Regions from separate parts of the Homo sapiens genome. Here region 2 is linked to region 1. A link is an interaction called in ENCODE POLR2A ChIA-PET data of the cell type or tissue named here. Cell type or tissue: B cell. All regions are shown on one strand. Links, peaks and the distances in the headings refer to the core of each region. The heading gives the core; the rest is flanking DNA. Region 1 overlaps CDKL1 (cyclin dependent kinase like 1). Region 2 overlaps KLHDC1 (kelch domain containing 1).

The links. ChIA-PET counts read pairs that join two places held together with the same protein. Peaks named below come from ENCODE experiments on the same cell type or tissue, not always from the same donor. Only the 100,000 strongest peaks of a DNase experiment are listed, where the experiment ranks them.
Region 2: POLR2A ChIA-PET joins it to region 1 with 8 read pairs; 2 of 35 experiments call an interaction of 5 or more read pairs at or near these places.

What each region holds. Positions count from the first base shown.
Region 1 is chr14:50,331,489-50,341,880 of GRCh38, reverse strand. It overlaps CDKL1 (cyclin dependent kinase like 1), which reads left to right. Exons shown (of 10, transcript NM_004196.7): 6 at 649-849; 7 at 2,852-2,934; 8 at 7,260-7,316; 9 at 9,449-9,619. Among named protein-coding and RNA genes, the nearest start is that of DMAC2L, 24 kb to the right of the region's middle. RefSeq lists an enhancer at 5,717-6,338. In B cell, for the core only: no CTCF peak of the experiment used is centred there; no DNase peak of the experiment used is centred there; H3K27ac peaks cover 1,403 bases.
Region 2 is chr14:49,720,488-49,725,487 of GRCh38, reverse strand. KLHDC1 (kelch domain containing 1) reads right to left here. Exons shown (of 13, transcript NM_172193.3): 5 at 1,536-1,614. Among named protein-coding and RNA genes, the nearest start is that of KLHDC1, 30 kb to the right of the region's middle. In B cell, for the core only: no CTCF peak of the experiment used is centred there; no DNase peak of the experiment used is centred there.

The sequences.
Region 1 (10,392 bases), core at 4,995-9,994:
TTCTTGCTAAAATACTTTTCAGAAGTGCTACTTTAGAATAGTGGCTTTCAACCTTGGAGGCAGATTAGAATCACCTGGGGAACTTTTTTTTTTTTTTTTTGAGACAGGGTCTCACTCTGTTGCCCAGGCTGGAGTGCAGTGGCACAGTCACAGCCCACCACAGTCTCGACCTCCCCAGTTCAGGTGATCCTCCCACCTCAGCCTCCTGAATTGCTGGGACTACAGGCATGAGCCACCACACCTGGCTAAGTTTTGTATTTTTTTTGTAGAGACGGGGTTTCACCACATTGCCCAGGCTGGTCTCGAACTCCTGGGCTGAAGCAAACCACCTACCTCGGCCTCCCAAAGTGCTGGGATTACAAGTGTGAGCCGCTGTGCCCAGGGAACTTTAAATTCTAAGCCAAATAACCCCCCCCCCCCCCCCAGACCCTCCCCAGGGATTCTGTTTTAATTGGACTGGAGTGTGGCTTGAGCATCAGTAATTTACAAAATATTTATTTAAGTGATTTGAATGTGCAACTAGAATTGAGAACCAGCGATATAGAAAGGCCACAAAATTGGGCACAGGCTTGACTTCTGAGATCTCCCCCTCAGTTTTGATTCCAGCCTTCCGCTGCTGTTTGTTTTCCATGTTCCATCACTGGCTAGCTGGACCGAGTGACTACTATACAGACTACGTGGCTACCAGGTGGTACCGCTCCCCTGAGCTGCTGGTGGGGGACACGCAGTACGGCCCCCCGGTGGATGTTTGGGCAATTGGCTGTGTCTTTGCTGAGCTGCTGTCAGGAGTGCCTCTGTGGCCAGGAAAATCGGATGTGGATCAGCTGTATCTGATTAGGAAGACCTTGGGTAAGTGGTGTTTTTGTCCCACCTTTTGGAAAACTGGATATTTCCCCAGGTTGGGGCAGGGCAGAGCCAAGTTCTCAGTCTCACCTAATGCCCTTTAAGGCATTAGTTAGGAAAGAGGAAAACTCGAAGCCTCATTTAAATGACTCCATTAAAGGTGGCCATATTTGTTTTAATTAAAATAGTTAACAATTATTGAGTACTTACTCATTGTCCAAAAACAACCCAAGATTCTTGAGCAGTTTGGATCAAGTTAAAACATTAATAATGACAATAACAACAATAAAAACTCACATTTCTGTAAGGGCTTAGCAGTTTACAGAATGCTTTCATGGTTTACCTTGTTTATGACGATGGGGTAATCCATTTGGATGTCCTTAATCCCAGCCTGCCTGACTAGTTTGGATTATTCAGACTCTATGGAGAATGATTCCCAACCTTCTAAGTGTCAGGAGGAAAGCTAGTTGTAATGTCACTCAGTCCGTCTTGCTTTCCCACCCCAGTGCCCTTTCCTTTCTCTCTACCCTTGGAGGCGGAGGGGAAGGGCAGGGGAGAAGGGAGGGAAGATGAGAAAAAAAAACCCATCAGTAGTGATTGCCCTCTTCCAAAGTCAGGGAGTTTAGACACTACTCGCCTGAGTATCGCAGTTTAAGGTAAACTTTTCCTCCTCTAAACTCTTGTAGGAACTGCCATCGCCATGCCTTCCCTTGTAATCTTATCTTCCCAAAGATACTGTAAACTTCCTGATGGTGAGACCACGTCTTATATTTCTACTTACCCTCCACCAGTGTCTGCACATTGTAGGCAATAAATGTTTGCTGATAGCTTGACTTTGTTGGGTGACATGGAAGGCGCTTTGTAGGCCTTCCAGGGGCACTCAGCCTTTCTTGGCTGTGTTTCCTCTAGTGATTTTAGGACAGCCTCCCCATGTCACCCCTCTGGCACTGGAGGAAGAAGGTTATTAAGGTGCAAGGAATTGTGCTCATGATGCTGCTCACTGAGATCTGGGACAAGGCATTGAGGGTATATCTTGGTTGCTCACCCAAAATGAGGCGAGGCAGCAGTTTTTGCATTTGAGTGAGAGGTAAATTTCTAGGATGCATCAGTAATAATTTGATACCCTGGAGTAGGAACTCCCACAGTGCTCTGGGAAATGGGCCTGGTTGTGCCCCAGGAGAACACCTTTGAGTATCTCCCTATATTCTCTGAACAAAATCCCTCTTCAAGTGTAATATAGAATTTTACATAAAGGGGATTTTAGCTGATGTGATGGAAATGTGGGCAGGAGGAGCTTCCTAGAGTCCCCTAAAATATAGAAATACTCTTCTTGTTTCATTATGTCACATTGTAAGTGCTTCTAAACAGTAGATGAAATGGGATTTCCATGTGATTGCTAACTGGTGAAATAAGAAAAGATGGTCCCAATGTGGAAATGTATTCCTTCTAGCTAGAAAATCCGTGATTTCTTCCTTCCTTCCCTTCCCCTCCCCTCCCCTCCCTCCCTCCCTCTCTTCCTCCCTCCCTCTCTTCCTTCTTCAAATATTTATTGAGTGCTTGCTCTATGTTAGACACTGTTATAAGTGCTAGGGCAATAAAATTTTATCTTCACCTATCAGGATTCAGTTAATATGATTTTGATTTGTGGTTGTTGCCGTTTTGCTGTTTTTTAAAAGGCATTATTTTATTTGTGTGCATGTGCTTCTGAGTTGTTTGGTTTGGGTTCCTTCAGTACACTGTAGGCTCTGAGAACAAGAACCTGAGAGCAAGAAGCTTGTAGCCCTCAGTTTCTGTTGCTTGCCTCCTCTGTGCCTAACACAGTGTGCTGTCCACCGTAGGGATCAATACAGGTTGCTGTGGGTTGCCTGAATGCCTCTCCTTCTGATTGCCCAAGAACACTGCAGTGTCCATGCATATGGGCACAGACAAACACAGCATTGATGGAAGAAAACCATAGATCAGTGTTTGCTAACCAATTTCACTTACCTTTTTCTTTTCTTGTCCAAAGGGGATCTCATTCCTAGGCACCAGCAAGTGTTTAGCACGAATCAGTACTTCAGTGGAGTGAAAATTCCAGACCCTGAAGATATGGTGAGTTACCCATTTTGGAGAGAGCTCTGTAGGCCAGGCTAGCTAGGCTTTGGTTGTTATTCACCTCCTGAGCCCCATGGCTCACCCTGCATTGGAGGTCAGTCTAACAGAGAAAAAGAAAATTGGAGCAAATTGGCTAGCGAGACTTTAGCCTTACTGCTCATTTAGAGGCTGCTGATAACAGAGTCTAGCCAGCCTGTTGCATAGGAAGGCAGCGCTGCCTGCCTGCTGGAGCCACACCTGTCCTTTATCATTTCTTAGCAGTTGAACCTAGGTAGCTTAGAGCCAACCAACTTTTAGACCTAGACCTATCAAGGTAAAGTTAACTAGTTTTTCCCCAGCATTGTCCAAATTCCCTACTCTACTATGCCCATGGTCTCCAGACCATGGGAAAAATCATAATGAACTTCCTTGGGCTGGGTGCAATGGTTCACGCTATAATCCTGGTACTTTGGGGAGGCCGAGATGGGCAGGAGACCTCACCTGAGGTCAGGAGTTCCAGACCAGCCTGGCCAACATGATGAAACACTGTCTCTACTAAAATTACAAAAATTAGCCAGGCATGGTGGCACATGACTGTAATCCCAGCTACTCAGGAGGCTGAGGCAGGAGAATTGCTTGAGCCCAGGAGGTGGAGGTTGCAGTGAGCCGATATTGCACCACACCACTGTACTCCAGCCTGGGTGGGCGACAGAGCAAGACTCTTTCCAAAATAAATAAATAAATAAAAACTTCCTTAGCCAGCCTTACTCTGGTGCTTACCCTCTATTATGGCCAACCCAAATGGGGGAAGCCCATTTTTTAAAAGCAGAAAAATTTGAAATGTTTATACCCCTAATCCACTTCCAACAATTTATTCCTGTGAAACCATAATCCAAGAGCATAAAGATGTGGCATTATTTAATAGAAATTATTTCCTTTAGTATTCCATCAGTAGGGGATTATGTATGGTACATCCTTACAATAGAAATACCTCATCAGGCCAGGTGTGCTCATGCCTGTAATCCCAGCATTTTGGGAGGCTGAGGCAGGTGGATCAGGGGCTCGAGACCAGCACGGGCAACAAGACAAAACTCTGTCTCTACTAAAATACAAAAAGTTGGCCTAGCATGGTGGCACGCACCTGTAGTCACAGCTACTCAGGAGGCTGAGGTGAGAGGATCACCTGAGCTTAGGAAGTTGAGGCCGCAGTGACCTGAGATCGCTGCACTCTAGCCTGGGCGACAGGAGTAAGACCCTGTCTCCGAACCAAAAAAAAAAAAAAAGAAAGAAAAAAAAGAAATACCATACAGAGCCAGGTGCGGTGGCCCACACCTATAATTCTAGCAACTCAGGAGACAACTGAGGTGAAATATTGCTTGAGCACAGGAGGTCTAGACCAGCCTGGGCAACATAGCAAGACCCTGTCTCTACAAAATATTTTTAAAACTAACTGGGGTTGGAGACACATGCCTATAGCTCCAGCTACTTGGGAGGCTGAGGCAGGAGAATCACTTGAGCCCAGGAGTTTGAGGTTACAGTAAACTATGATCATGCCACTGCATTCCAACCTGGGTGACAGAGCAAAACTCTGTCTCTAAAAATAAGAAATACCATGTAGTTAAAAAAAAAAAAAAAAGACGGTTATAAAACAGTGTAGGCTGGGCATGGTGGCTCACGCCTGTAATCCCAGCACTTTGGGAGGCCGAGGCAGGTGGATCGCTTGAGCCCAGGAGTTCGAGACCAGCCTAGGCAACATGATGAAACCCTGTCTCTACTAAAAATACAAAAATTAGCCAGGCACGGTGGCACACACCTGTAGTCCCAGCTACTTGGGAGGCTGAGGTGGGAAGACGGCTTGACCTTGGGAGGTGGAGGTTGCAGTGAGCCGAGATCACGTCAGTACACTCCAGCCTGGGCAACAGGGCCAGATTCCGTCTCAAAACAAAAACAAAAACAAAACAAACAAAAAAACCAGTATGTATAATTTGACAAAGTTTTAATAAAAATGTAATATGCACACAATGCATATATACATATATTTACATATATAAATACAAAATAATGTGACAACATCTGGGAAATCACAAAGCTTTTTTTTTTTACATTTGTGAAATAAATGGCTGCAAGGATATATATCAAAATACTAAGAGTGGATATCTCTTTTGGGTGGGATTTTGGGGTAACTTTATGATTTTTTATATTTTTGAATGTCTTCTAATGAGCCTGTATTGTAATCAAAAACATTTCAGAGCATAATTAAGGTCTGTGAAATCTTGAGTTTCTACTGAGGAAGGTATCTTAAAAATGAAACTAACCCTCCAGTTTCTCACTAAACCCTTCAGTTTTCAGATGGAAGTTCTGTCTCTACCACTTGTGTTTTGTTTGTTCCCTAACCTCTTGGCTTGTCCCACAATGAAGGTTTCTGCTTCTCCACTGCCTCTTCCTCCTGTAGCACTAGCATTCAAAGTGGGTCTTGCTGGGACGGAGGGGCAGGAATGACACCTGACATATGGGAGGTGACCCATCTGGCTTCCTTGTGATCTGGACATTCCCAGTTGTGCACTAAATATCCCTAGTGATTTCCTGTTCACTTGTCTGTTGGTGAAGCCTCAGAAATAACCCAGGTTTCATAAATGTAAGAAGCTTCCCATGGCTTCCCAGAGATTGTCCTGCAGATTTCCTGTTGACAGAAACACAGGAAGAGGCAGTGCGGGGGCTGCACTGGTTGAACATCTGTGCCCCAGTCCCTCTGCCTGTCAGTAACCCTGACAGAGGGAGGCCTGCTTGCTTCTGGGGCTGTGAAACGCTCACAGATGGGCTCCAGCGTATCACAGGCAACCAGTTGGCCTCATCCAGACATTGTTGCTGAGACAGCAGAGCTCGATGATATAGCAATGGCACGTCAAACCCCAGTGATGCTCAGATTCAACCGACAGAAAGAACAAGAGAAATATTTAAGCTATGGAGCATGAGTGGAAGTATGAGGGTGCAACAGGGGCTACTGTCAAGGGCTAATACAAACCTACTTTAGGATTTTTTTTTTCTCCTGTTGACATAGGGAACTCTGAAACAGAGGCTCTTCTCTCCTACTCTTATCAATGATTAGTATGTGTACAATCCAGAATTGGTTATTGGGAGCTGGTTGCCTGTCCAAAATAATACTGTACTGTGAAAGCTGGCCACAGCACCAGGACTGTTTGATTAGATGAGCCTGGCCAGTCACTCCAGTCGGCAGCTCACACACTGCCACTTTTATACACACAATGCACTGCAGTCACTTATTTTGCTCAGCTTGGCTGGCTCTTATTTTCTCAGCCTCTCTGCTCAATTAGCCTTTGTCAGTGGTATGTCTCTTTAACTGGCCTGTTTGTCTGCCTGACATTCGGCATTCCTCCCATTTATAGTGTTATTCCTGATTGTCTCCAGCACGTGACTGGCGCAAAATCGCCTTATACGGCCAAAAGGAGATTGACGAATGCCCCACAGGAGACTGTTTAAACAGCAGGCTGAGAAGGGAAGCAGCAGGCCCTAGTGGGAGGAGACAACAGTGTTTATTCCAGAAAATCAAGAAGCATCTGTTCACCTGGGTAGGGGAAAAACATCTATTTTGCAGCTCCCTTTATATAATTAGAATTAGAGCTGCCTTTTTTTTTTTTTTTTTTTTTTTTTGAGACAGGGTCTTGCTCTGTCGCCCATGCTGGAGTGCAGTGGCACATTTATGGCTTACTGCAGCCTCAATCTCCCAAACCCACGCCATCCTCCCGCCTTAGCCTCCCAAGTAGCTAGTACTAGAGGCGCACACCACCACCCCCAGCTAGTTTTTTGGTATTTTTTTTAGAGAGACAGACAGGGTTTCATCATGTTGCCCAGGCTGGTCTCAAATTCCTGGGCTCAAGCCATCAGACTTGGCCTGAGTGGATTATAGGCATGAGCCACCGCACCCAGCCAGCTACCTTTTTATAAATCACACTATAAATGCCAAAAATTATTCTCAGGAAAGGCAAGTTATATAACTTGAGCCCCCCCACCCCCTCAAAAAAAAAACTGCTCAGAAAAGTTTTTTTTCATTAGTATTTTTATTTATAATTTGCTATCTCCATTGGTATCAGAGCAGGAAGTTAAGGGAGTAGTTACGAAGCAAATTTGGAAAAGCGATTTGGAGGTGGGGAGAGAAAGCTTGTGAAAAAGGCAAAGGGAGACTGTTTTGGGCAGGAGGTTGGGTGGGCAAAGGGTGGAGGACGTGAGGAAGGTGCCAGGAAAATGTTTCTATCAAAAGATTTAATTTGAGGTAACCTTAATTTGAATACATGCTGTAAATTAAAAACCTCTTTTCTTTTCAACAGGAACCACTTGAATTAAAATTCCCAAACATCTCTTATCCTGCCCTGGGGCTCCTAAAGGTAAAAATCATGGCTTCCAACAGACCAGGAAGCACACAGCAGTTGTCATCACTGGGGAATCTGAATTACTTATGTCAATCCATGCAATGAAAAGTGTTCCTTTTAGAATTCTTCTCCTGGCTGGGCAGTGGCTCACACCTGTAATCCTAGCACTTTGGGAGGCCAAGGCAGGCAGATCACCTGAGGTCAGTTCAAAACCAGCCTGGTCAACATGGTGAAACCGTCTCTACTAAAAATAAAAAAAATTAGGCGTGGTGGCGCTCGCCTGTAATCCCGACTACTCAGGAGGGTGAGGCGGGAGAATTGCTTGAGCCTGGGAGGCGGAGGTTGCAGTGAGTTGAGATTGCACGACTGCACTCCAGCTTGGGTGACAGAGTAAGACTCCGTCTCAAAAAAAAAAAAAATTCTCCTTGGAAAAGTATATTTTCAATTTTTTTAAATGGATCACATCCTATTAAGAAAACATTTGCAAGTATTTTCCACTTTAAATAAACCTAACATTATATTTGAAGTCTAAATTTACACAAAACAGAAATTTCAGGGGGGTGGTGATTGTTTTACAAAGGGAACTTTTTCTTCAGAAAATCCTTAGCTGCAGGATCCTTTTAAATAGCTAACTCCCTGGTACATTTGAAGTACATTTAAAAACTTGATATATATATTTATATATATATATATTTAGAAATATAGCTCTTATGTAAAATGAGGTATGGTATCAACTAAAATGTTTGCAAGTTACAGTCAATGTCCCACATGGTTTAAAAATTATTTATTTACTGATGTATTAAATAATGAGTTAATATAAATGATAATGTAACTGTTACCTGAAAGGGGTCCCAATCCGGACCCCAAAGGAAGGTTCTTGGACCTCATGCAAGAAAGAATTCAGGGCGTGTCCACACAGTAAAGTGGAAGCAAATTTATTAACAAAGTAAAGGAATAAAAGAATGGCTACTCTATAGGCAGCAGTGCTGTGGGCTGCTCAACTGAGTATACTTACAGTTATTTCTTGATTATATGCTAAACAAGGGGTGGTTTATGAGTTTTCCAGGAGAGGGCAGGGATTTTCTGGAACTGAGGGTTCCTCCCCTTTTTAGACTATTTAGGGTAACTTCTGGGCATTGCTATGGGTATTTGTAGACTGTCATGGTGCTGGTGAAAGTGTCTTTTAGCATGCTAACACATTATAATTAGTGTACAACGAGGAGTGAGGACAACCAGACATCACTTTCATCACCATCTTGGTTTTGGCCGGCTTCTTTACTGCATCCTGTTTTATCATCAGGTCATTGTGACCTATATTTTGTGCCGACCTGCTATCTCATCCTGTGAGTAACAATGCCAAACCTCCTGGGAATGCAGCCCAGTAGGTCTCAGCCTTATTTTACCCAGCCCCTATTCAAGATGGTGTTGCTGTGGTTTCAACACCTCTGACATAACCAACAAAAACTGAGTCAATTCCTTGGAGTATGTAGTTGTGAAATTTAATCTAATCTATCCAAGAATGAGCTCCATGGCCTACTTAGTTGCAACAAAAATAGTTAAGAATGATGTAATATAAAGGCATGTACGTTATGCCTCTCCTTATATACATGATCATATATACTTATAATGCATCAACTATTTCTGGAGGGATACACCAAAAAAAAAAAAAAAAAAAAGTAGCTGATTTTAGAAGGGTGAAGGGAACACCTACAGTGGTGGAGACTTTGCTGTATGCTGTATTAACTGTATTTGTTATCATGTGTAAATATCATTTTTAAAATAAAAACACTAGTTTTTACAAAGTACATGCAAGGGACCAAACTGGCTAAATGGATTACCCCATTTGGCCACTGAGGTAAACTCTAAAATTATATCTTACTCTCCCAGGGCAGAGTACCAATTGCTTCAAGAACAGAATAAGGTGGAGAAAATGATTTTTCATTACTACTTCTAGAAACTATTTATTTAATATGTGAGTGCCATTTAGGAATGACTGGAAGGAACTAAAATCATGACTGGTGTGTTTTCCTGCCTTTTCCCCCTTCTTATTGCAACTGAAGTTTCATCTTTCAAAGAAGAAAAAAATGACATTAATAAGTTAATACAATTTTGAAGAAGTAAGAAGAAGGAATTTTCTGTTCTTTTAGGGCTGTCTCCACATGGACCCTACTCAAAGGCTGACATGTGAACAGCTGTTGCATCACCCATATTTTGAAAACATCAGAGAAATAGAGGATTTGGCAAAAGAACACAACAAACCAACAAGGAAGACCCTAAGAAAGAGCCGAAAGCACCACTGCTTTACAGAAACATCCAAGGTTATAATTTGAAATGATCTCCTACCTGCCACCTGGTACAGAGAGTTGGAATCTAGACTTGAGGATGGCAGTTGTGGCTTTCAGCTCCAGCATCCTCATTCCAGCACTAGGAGACAGGTCATAGGATCTATCAACCAGGGCCCCAGGGACATCTGTCTCCTGAAGCCCCCTCTCCCTGAATCCTAAAGGTGCCCTTGTCCTGCTGCTTCCTGATGCCACACAGGGGCCAGGGTTTCCAGCCTGCATGAGCACAGGTCTCAACAAGGTACATGAGTATGAGTCCAGCTAAGGAGACTTTTTGGGCTTTGGAAAATGAAATCAGATTTTCCCCATGCAGTTCTGTGTCATCATGTACACTTTTAGTATTAAAACTAACACTCCAGGTTTGTCCAAAAAAGGAGCTGTTTTCCTCCCTGATCCTTTGTCAGAGTTGGCTAGGGCAAATACAGTGATGAGTGCTTTTGGTGGTATCAGCTGAATACATTTAACCAGAGAACAGCATCCAAACTGCACACTGGGAGACTGTGAAGAATCCTGATTGGTATAAAATGGCCTTACATTAAGCATCTTGTGATAAGCCAAAAGCTGTAATAATTTAGAATGAACTGTAGTTGGAACCACAACTGATCCTGGGTAACCTCAGGATCTACCTAGGTACTCCTTAAGCTATACATTATCTTGCCTTAGTCTTTCTCTTTGCAGCTTCCACTGCCCAGCATGCTGAATGGTACCAGGGTGTGTTGTGTATGAGGCTGGGAGGAGGGAAAAGGGTG
Region 2 (5,000 bases), core at 1-5,000, 610 kb after region 1:
CTTTTCTTCTCATAGTATTGTTTGCAGTGAATCATAATTTTACTTGTTGACAATCTTTCAATTTTCTCTAAGGATTATCTTTTTTAAAATTGCAGAGGGTGGAATGATGTTTACATTTTAAAATCTGTTTCCCTAAAGTACATGCTCAGAACTCCTCATTTTTGCTGTAATAAACTTTAGGGGGTGGGTCATGGTTCCTGTTCCCAAAAACTTCCAATCACTTCTACTTCACCAAGCAATTTGTTCTTACAGATTAAACTTATGACCACTCTCTTCTTTATCTCCTAAGATATAAAATTCTTTGTCAGCAAAGAAAAGACTTAGCAGCTATACCATATTTAGCATCTCCCAGGGTGCTGAAATCCTCTATCACTACTCTAGATGATCTCTGTGCCAGTTTTATATTGTGTGTCAGAAAGACATCATTTATTTTTGTCAGGCCTTGTCAAGCAAGTAAAATAAGCTAAACAATTTACTTAGTTTAGAATCTATTTTTAAATTTTATTTAAATTGAAACAGGGTCTCGCCATGTTACCCAGGCTGGTCTCAAACTCCTTGGTACAAGTGATCCTTCTGCCTCAGCCTCCCTAGTAGCTGGGATTATAGAAATGTGCCACCACACCCAGCTCATTTAGAGTCTAAATGAAAAAAAAAAAAAAATACCATTTGTGTTCCAGAAACTTCAGGACATGATAATTAGCTTAGTAACTGTATTGTAGGAGAAAAAAATTGAGTTATTTCACTGATGAATAAAAATAACTAGATATAAATAGAAGTTATATTCCTGAAAATTCTCAGCAATACTTTAAGTAGCAAAGCTTTAATGATATGTCATTTTTAAAACTCAAAAACAACATAGAAACATGGGGAATTTTCAATAATACCCATATACAAAGCAATATACATGAAATGTGTGTGTGTGTATATATATATATACACATATATATGTATTTACACTAATGTAGAATAATATACGCTAGTAGAAGGTAAAACTAATAAGACTGCATCTTGGTGGTAGGATCAATGGTTTTTTAAATTATCTGTTTAAAAATTTCATTTTTGTAATTCATGACTTCTTTCATTAATAATGATTTATTGTCTAATCAGTAAGAATAAGTAGAAAAATTAGTATCACTACCAACTGACTCTTATCTAGAGGCCAGTCTGACCTATGAATAATTCTAGTGGACATATCTAAAAAGAGGTGTATGTCAACAATAGCTTTTGCGGTTAAATATGAACATAATTTTTCCAAGTTGTGCTAAAGCCTCTACCTGTCTAACAGAAGCAGGTATCTGTGATTAACGATATAAGAAAAGAAATTACTCTGCCAATAGCCATGAAGGCTAATACCACTAGAGAGATACCTTTTGCCAAATGGATCCAAATGTTAAAGAGAGAAAACACATTTTTTTCATAGCGTCAATTACGACAAATTGGTAGCTCCAAAAATGAGAAAGACTAGACTCATTATTTCTAAGATGTTAAGGCTATACTGACTTGGAGGAAAATGTAAACAGTGATTACTATCTTACCCAAGATGCATCATGAACATCAAAACAGTCTTGGAGTTCACTGTGTCTCCTACACCCATAACCACCAAAATATATTAGTCTGAAAAACAAATACGAAATGACACACTTTAGGAATTCTGTTTCCAGTTTGTTCATAGAAAGCTGAAAAAGATCCTCTCACCTTAACAACCCAAACACAAAATCACAGTTTAAAAAGAATAAAGAGCTGAGGGAACAAAGAGACCTAAATAAACCAATTCCAGAAAGTGATGAGCTCTCAATGGGAAAGAAGAGACCCATAGCTGCTTTCATCCCTTGTGTAACAGCAAGAGGAAGAATCCAGCACATACAGGGCTTGTAAGAAGAAACTACCCAAATTTTTAACAGCTACATTTATATTGGCATGGCAAATTAGATTTTTTTTAATTTATTTTTTGAGACATGGTTTCCCTCTGTCACCCAGGCTGGAGTGCAGTGGCATGAACATGATCTCAGCTCACTGCAACCTCCACCTCCCGGGCTCAAGCAGTCCTCCTGCCTCAGACCTCTGAGTAGCTGTGACTACAGGTGCGTGCCACCATGCCTGGCTAATTTTTGTATTTTTGTAGAGATGGGGTTTCACCATATTGCCCAAGCTGGTCTTGAACTCTTGGGGTCAAGTTATCCTCCTATCCTGGCCTCCCAAAGTGCTGGGATTACAGGCGCGATATGGTTTGGCTGTGTCCCTACCCAAATTTCATCTTGAATTCCCATGTGCTGTGGGAGGGACCCAATGGGAGGTAATTGAATCATGAGGACAGGTCTTTCCCTGACCTCATGATAGTGATTAAGTGTCATGAGATCTCATGGTTTTCTCTTCTTTTTTTTTTTTTTTTTTTTTTTTTTTGAGACAGAGTCTCACTCTTGTTGCCCAGGCTGGAGTGCAGTGGCGTGATCTCTGCTCAAGGCAACCTCCGCCTCCCGGGTTCGAGTGAATCTCCTGCCTCAGCCTCCTGCGTAGCTGGGATTACAGGCGCCTGCCACCACGCCTGGCTAATTTTTGTATTCTTAGTAGAGACAGGGTTTCACCATGTTGGCCAGGCTGGTCTTGAACTCCTGACCTCAAGTGATCTGCCCACCTCGGCCTCCCAAAGTGCTGGGATTACAGGCGTGAGCCACTGCACCCGCTGATATGATGGTTTTCAAAAGGGGAGCTTCCCTCCACAAGCTCTCTTCTCTTATCTGTTGCCATGTGAGACTTGCTTTTCACTTTCTGCCATAATTGTGAGGCCTCCCCAGCCACATGGAACTGTAAGTCCAATAAACCTCTTTCTCTTGTAAATTGCCCAGTCTTTGGTATGTCATTATCAGCAGTGTGAAAAAGGCGTAATACAAGGCTTGAGCCATGGCGCCTGGCCCCAAATTAGCATCTTTAGAAACCCAGCCTCAAAGACTTGGAATCAACCCAAATGTCCATCAATGATAGACTGAATTAAGAAAATGTGGCACATACACACCATGGAATACTATGCAGCCATAAAAAAGGATGAGTTCATGTCCTTTGTAGGGACATGGATGAAGCTGGAAACCATCCTTCTCAGCAAACTATCACAGGGACAAAAAACCAAACACCGCATGTTCTCACTCATAGGTGGGAACTGAACAATGAGAACACTTGGACACAGGAAGGGGAATATCACACACCGGGGCCTGTCATGGGGTCGGGGATAGCCTTAGGAGATATACCTAATGTAAATGATGTGTTAATGGGTGCAGCATACCAACATGGCACATGTATACATATGTAACAAACCTGCACGTTGTGCACACGTACCCTAGAACTTAAAGTATAATAATAACAACAAAAAAAAGGAAACCCAGCCATAGACGGAATTTAACCTACTCCTTAACTCTTTCGCATAATCTTCAGGGAGGGATCAGGGTCAGTCACCAACAGCTGGAGGCAGAGGAGAGCTGAGAAAATCCCCTTTAGGCAATCTGAGCTTTGGACTACTAAAGTTTGTGATGCAAACAGGAGATCTGAAAGAAACACCTCAGGGGCATGCCAAATATTTACACCCTATAGAGTACCTGCCCTCCAAAGGCCAGGGGAGGAGATGCAAGGCTGAAAGAGGTCTTCCAGGGTGCAGAAAGCATAAAGTGGGATCAGAGAGCAAAGAGAACTCCCTCGTGGCCAATGACCTACCAACTGGACTATAAAACATGGAGAGATCTCCCACAGTTCTGAGAGGTAGGAACGCAGCTGTGAAGCACAGCTGCAAATCTCTAGAAAATCTCAGTGTCCAAATAGGGGGCCCTAGTAAAGGAAAAGTACTGTCCCAAAACATTTGAAGCCAGAGGTAAAACTCAATCAAACTAAAGCTACAACAAAGCCCAAATACAAATCACCTACGAATTAGACTGACTCAACTCTTACTCTAGCAACCTAAAAAAGAAGAAAGGGCATGTCACTTTCTGAAGATAAATATAATTTATTCCAATCTTTACTGTTCTTTCAGACAGAAGATCTGGCATATAATTTAAAAACTACAGGGAGGCTGAGGCAGGCGGATTGCTTGAGGGCAGGAGTTTGAGATCAGCCTGGGCAACATAAGGAGACCTGTCTCCACAAGAAATAAAATTTAAAAAAAAAGGAAAGAAAGGTGTGGCGGTGCATACCTGTAGTCTCAGCTACTCAGGTGGCTGAGGTGGGAAGATTGCTTGAACTCAGAGTTCAAGGTTGTACTGAGTTATGATCACACCACTGCACTCCAGCCTGAGTGAGAGTGAGACCTTGTCTTAAAAAAATAAAAATTACAAAATACACAAAAGGCACAAAAAAGTGGCCCATGATGATGAGAGAAAAGACTTAATATAAACAGACTCAGAGGTGGTCTAGACAATGGAATTATCAGACAGGGCCTTTAAAAAAACTATGATGAGGATACTAATAGCAGAAAGATGTGGACAACATGCAGGAATAAATGGGTAATTTCAGCAAAGAGATAGAACCATAAAAAAGAACTAAATGGAAATGCTAAAAATAGAAAATAATATGTCAGAACTAAAGAATTCATTATATAGGTTAAACAGCAAACTTTAAAAAAAAATTTCCTTCCTGGAACTTGGTAATTAACAGCAAACTTGACACAGCAATGGAAAACATCAGTAAACTTGAAGACAAGTCAATAGATTCACAAAAAATATCCAAATTAAAACATAAAGAAAAGGAAAGAATGGGAAGAAAAGAAATAGGTAGCCAAAGCTTTGTGGAACAGTATCAAAATGGCCTAACATGCATGTAATGGGAGTCACAGAAGGGGAGACAAAGAAAGATGGAGAAGAAATATTTGATAATATAATTACTGAGAAACTGATGGAAGCTATCAACCTACAAACCCAAGAAGCTCAGCACACTCCAAGTAAGATAAATACAAAGGAACTACACACCAATGCATATTTAATCAAATTATTTAAGGGCAAAAATATAGAACAGATAAAGAAAAA